Linked DNA regions of Homo sapiens: region 1 is linked to region 2. The links are chromatin contacts, found by Hi-C or POLR2A ChIA-PET in ENCODE. All regions are on one chromosome and are shown on one strand. The core of a region is the stretch at or near the end of the contact, and the rest is flanking DNA. Distances in the headings are between cores, read along the strand shown.

Evidence for each region. A loop is a pair of places that touch in the nucleus more often than their neighbours do. ChIA-PET counts read pairs that join two places held with the same protein, here RNA polymerase II (POLR2A).
Region 1: a map with no recorded cell type shows a loop between it and region 2 (2.1-fold over the local background). The contact joins two enhancer-like sites. A Hi-C loop is called at or near these places in 1 of 37 single-sample maps with no recorded cell type. POLR2A ChIA-PET finds 5 or more read pairs at or near these places in 1 of 52 experiments (OCI-LY7).

What each region holds. Positions count from the first base shown.
Region 1 is chr11:32,706,200-32,708,899 of GRCh38, forward strand. The region is part of intron 3 of CCDC73 (coiled-coil domain containing 73); the gene reads right to left. Among named protein-coding and RNA genes, the nearest start is that of CCDC73, 87 kb to the right of the region's middle. Within about 2 kb of position 1,257, at least 3 of the 41 ENCODE cell types and tissues checked have a DNase peak (open chromatin) inside an H3K27ac peak, as active enhancers do.
Region 2 is chr11:32,419,765-32,422,464 of GRCh38, forward strand. All of the region lies in intron 3 of WT1 (WT1 transcription factor), which reads right to left. Among named protein-coding and RNA genes, the nearest start is that of WT1-AS, 14 kb to the right of the region's middle. RefSeq lists a silencer at 1,280-1,329. Within about 2 kb of position 1,357, at least 2 of the 41 ENCODE cell types and tissues checked have a DNase peak (open chromatin) inside an H3K27ac peak, as active enhancers do.

The DNA.
Region 1 (2,700 bases), core at 7-2,506, 290 kb after region 2:
GAAGGAAAGAATGAGTCCACTGGAGACTTCAGGGATAGGTTCCTTGAGGAGTAGATTCTGAAGCTGTTGACTTCCAGCTCTTTCCTCAATTTTTGTGAATAGCCTTAAATACAGAACCAGGGAATTTAATATGTAACAAATTTGTAATGGGAAATAGCTCTACTACTAGATCTCCAAATCTACATCTTCAAAAAAAAGGCTTAGAACACAAATAAAATAAACTAATGGCTTCACAAATAAAATAACTAAATGTTCCCACTGCGGTCATCAAGCACTAGAGGAGAGTGCCTCTTGGTAAAGACACGTATAAGTACTTATACGCAGAAAGTACATTAGAAAAATAATTGTCATGGTCTAGCTAAGAAAATAAAGGAAAATAATCAGTGGGCAAATCAATGACACTGCTATGGGGAGAAATCGTGTATTCAACTTCTCATTTTATTCTCAAACTTGCAAAGAGAAATTTCTCTAAATATTAAAAGTAACCTCTCTCTTGAAGCCAATGAGCTACACAGATAGGGGTATCTCAAATAATCCACAGATATTCTCCCTGTTTCAGCCTGTTAACTGCCAACCTCGGTTCCCCAAATGAGAAATATTATTTTCCTTTACAACATCATGCCCATCAAATTAAAAGATAGGGATCTATTATGTAAACAGAATTGCAAAATTAAGTTCTCTCCTGTTTTTTATTTTCCTTTTCTTTTCCCTCAGATCCCTGATGACTTTCCTGTTCATAATCAGATCGTAGCTAATTTAGATGTTGACTTACTGGTAACTTTATGTATGATCAAACCAAATTGAAGATCTCCATGAAGTAGCACTTTGTGGGAAAAAAGTTTTACTGATATTGGCAGTAAGGTTCAGATCCACCCATCTAAACCTCTACCTAAGTTTACAAAATACCTCTAAAACCAGATGCTAAAGAAGAACTAAAGCCAATAGTCCAAAGGCCTAATAGAGAAAAGATGAGTCATACCTTATGAAGTATGACTGGTATAAAAATAGTCACAGTAAAAATGAGTCAGTCTTTAAACACTGTTGTTTCCCAGTCAAAAAACCCAGTGAATGAGGATAAAGATTTGTTCAAGACCTTAAGACCATAAATAAAATAAACATTTTACCCACTTCTTTGTATTACTGAGCCCAAGTACTATGTTATCTTCAGTGCTACTCGAAGTTACTTTTTTTTTTTTTTTAACCACTATAGATACGTGTTGTGCTTTCTATACTGTCCCTTTAGATCAAGATAGTCAACACCTATTTGTTTTTTCCTGGGAAAGTCAAAAATTTACCTGGATAGTGATGCGTCAGGGATTTACTGAGGAACCTCAAGGATATTAAATTTCCTTGTAACACTACACTTGCATAATATGGGGACAAGTTTTTTCGACGTTCTAAAGATGTGGAGAGTTGTAAGACTGATTCCATTTATCAACTTACTCTTTTAGCAAGGTCGTGAAAATTCCAAAAAAAGTTTAGAAGTTTGTCAGAACAAAGCACATTATTTACGGTATGATTAATCTCAAGGGGGTAAATGTATCACTCCTGATGAATTATAAACGATTCAATACTTTCCAAGGCTGGTTACTAAGAGACAATTAAGAATTTTTCTGGGTTTCACTGGCTGCTTCAGACAACAGGTTCCAAACATTTCTGAAATCACCCCCACCTCTATATAACTTACGTGCTCAATAATGGAACATCTCCCTCAGGAACTTAAATTTTGTGGCTTAAAAATAACTTTGGGTTCTTGTCATGAAGTCATTGCCTAAGCCAATGTCTAGAAGGGTTTTTCCAGAATTTTTATGGTTATTCTAGAATTTGTATGGCTTCAGGTCTTAGATTTAAGCCTTTGATCCATCTTGATTTGATTTTTGTTAAGGTGAGAGATGAGGTTCTAGCTTCATTCTTTTACATGTGGCTTGCCAATTATCCCAGCACCACTTGTTGAAAAGGATGTCCTTTCTTCACTTTATGTTTTCATTTGCTTTGTCAGAGATCAGTTGGCTGTAAGTATTTGGGTTTATTTCTGGGTTCTCTATTCTGTTCCATTGATCTATGTGCCTATTTTTATACCAGTATCATGCTGTTTTGGTGACTATGGCCTTGTAGAATAGTTTGAAGTCAGGTAATGTGATGTCTCCAGATTTGTTCTTTTTGCTTAGTCTTGCTTTGGCTATGCAGGCTCTTTTTTGGTTCCATATGAGTTTTAAAATTAGTTTTTCTAGTTCTGTGAAGAATAATGCTGGTATTTTTATGGAAATTGCATTGAATTTGTGGATGCTTTTGGCAATATGGTCATTTTCACAATATTGATTCTAGTTATCCATGAGCATGGGATGTGTTTCCATTTGTTTATGTCATCTGTGATTTCTTTCAGTGGTGTTTTGTAGTTTTCCTTGTAGAGGTCTTCCATCTCCTTGGTTAGGTATATTCCTATGTTTTTTTGGTTGTTGTTTGTTTTGCAGCTATTGTAAAAGGGGTTGAGTTTTTAATTTGATTCTCAGCTTGATTGCTATTGGTGTAAAGCAGAGCTACTGATTTGTGTACATTAATTTTGTATCCTGAAACCTTGTTGAATTGATTTGCCAGTTCTAGGAGCTTTTTGGATGAGTCTTTAGGGTTTTCTAGATATATGATCATACTATCCACAAACAGCGACAGTTTGACTTTCTCTTTACCAATTTGTATGCCCTT
Region 2 (2,700 bases), core at 107-2,606:
TTCGCTGCAACCTCAGTCTCCCATGCGCAAGCAATTCTCCTGCCTCAGCCACCCAAGTAGCTGGGACTACAGGCATCTGCCACCATGCCCGGCTAATTTTTGTATTTTTAGTAGACATGGGGTTTCACCATGTTGGTCAGGCTGGTCTCAAACTCCTAACCTCAGGTGATCCACCCGCCTCAGCCTCCCAAAGTGCTGAGATTACAGGCATGAGCCACCGTGCCTGGCCAATATTTTTAATGGCATTTTCTTGGCCCTCAGAAGGCAAATCTTCTCAAATACAAGGTCTATGTCTTACGTATATGACTTTTTCTAGTGTGTACTGTACTGTCTAATATGGTATACACTGGCCACATGTGACTCATGCCACACATTAAAATGATAAGATTTTTTGCTATATTGAGTCAAATATGCTATTTGAAAAATTAATTCCACAGCTTCTTATTTTTTGAATGTGGTTACTAGCAAATTTCAAATTACATGTATGGCTTGTGTTATGTTTCTATTGGACAGTGATGTTCTATAAGTTTTGGGACATTGAGCAAATCAGTTCAGCTCCCTGCCCCTCAGTTTTCTCATCTGTTCAATGGGAATATTAATCTCCATCAGTCTAACTGTACAGAAATGTTGTGAGGCCCATAAAAGGTAATGCCCTCAATGGCCCTTTGAAGATGATACAGATAATATACTTTAATTACTTTAATTTGTTCTAACCTACCAAATTTTGCACAGCACTTTCACACATTCTCAATACTGCTCACAACTTTGTGAGGCAGATGTAATTCTGAGTCCCCATTTATTAGATGAGGGTTGAGGCACAGAGAGATGCCCAGTGCTGGCATGCCTGAGCCCCCACCCTCACTCTGCCCTGCCCCTATGAAGGCATCCTGAGCCTCATCCTCTCATTACCATTTATATAATAATAATAATAACAATAATACAGACAAGAGTCTGGAGGTGAAAGAGAATATGCTCAAGGGAGCATCATGACCTACTCAGTCTCTAGAAAATGACGATGCTGCAAGATGCCCCATGTGTCCTCTTCAGCTCACTAAGGGCAGAGTGCCAAGATCCCAATAGAAGCCCCCTTTGCCATTCTAGCTGTCCTGATAGCTTAGCCTGCAAACTCTCAGAAGAGGAGAGAAGGTGGGGAGGATGTATGGGACAGAAGGACTTTCAGAAAATCCCCAAGCTACTAATAGGTTTCCTGAGGCCAGAGATAGGATCAGAGCACAGTTTTAACCACATCCTGCCTTTTGCTGGCTGGGGCTCCTCAGCTGCTCAGTCAGTGGGCCTGGCTGGCACGGCCTTTCAAATGGAAGTCAATGACAGCAATGACAATAACGGCTGCTGGGGAGGGGACAAAAATGTGAACTGGAGCTAAAAATACTGGGCCGAAGCATGCTCAGGCTCTGATCTCTTTGGGCAATCGCTCAACACCCAGCTCTCATCATGGAAGCCCATGGAAAGAGGCAGCTTCGTTCAAGGAATATAGAGCCTCTGGCAAATGAAGCATCTAATTACTCAATAACCACTGTAGGTGCCACCACCTCATTCCCAGAGGAGATCAGATAAGCAGGTGGTTTGGCTTACAGCGACCACTGTGGTCACGTAGGCATTTCAGCTCCAACCGTCTAACTCTGCCTGTTCGGAAGTGAACTTTCAAATTGCAGGCTGCCAAAATGTATTCCAAAAGTCATGGTGTCCTTTATATTTTTTAAGTAGATTTTTTTTAAAGTCACTTGTTTCCTATGTAAGAATGTTTGAAGTTGGAGGCAAAGGAAAGAGGAAAGAAACTTCTATAACTGGGATTAATGCAAGTTGGAGTAAAATAAAAGGAAGTCAGTCCTAGCAAAAAGGGGGAGCTTAAAAGGAAATCAGTAGTAGATCATATAGAGTTTGTTTTGGCCTGAACTGCAGTATTATTAAGTTCTCGACCTCTGCACAAAAAGAAAGGAAGAAAAAAAGCCTCAGCTGTTATCTAGATGAGAACTCCTCCACTCTTCAAACGCATGTGTGATTCAAGCACATTTTCATCTTTAAGTCTGTTTATTATATTCAGCAGAATAATTTGTGTCATCAAGGGAATAGAACCATCTAACCTGGCTGAGATCAGGGTCACCTCTGCCACGTAGCTGCTGGCTGGCCAGGTAACATCTTGGAAGAAGTAAAGAGCTGCCCCCAGAGGATAAAAAATAAAAAGGCTCAAAGTAGACATAACTGGCATCTGTGATTAGAATTCATGTTTCCAGCTTTTTCGGTAATAGCTGTGTCCCACACCAACAGAAAGGCCTCTGTGGGTGTACCTCTACCTAATAACTTAACAGAGGGTGCAGCCAGACTTCCACACACCCTTTTCCTGTGCTCCTCCCTTTGAGGTGCTTTGCAGCCTGCCTGCCTAGAAATTTCTGCCCAGCAGGCCATAATGAATAATTATTTCACAGTCACTCTCTTGGTATTGTAATTTCTCTCAAGCTCACCAGCTAACCAAAGAAAAACCCACTGGGGATTCCATTTCTATTAATAAACACTTGGTCAGCACAAAAGTTACAGGAATATTTGGAACTAGATTTTTCCTCCTCCCTGGAGACGAGTTTAATTCAAGCCTGTGGCTTTGATAACATTGCCCATCACCCTGGAAGCCGTTTCAGACCTTCCACCTTCTGCCTATCATTGCAGGAAACAAATATTGATTTTCTA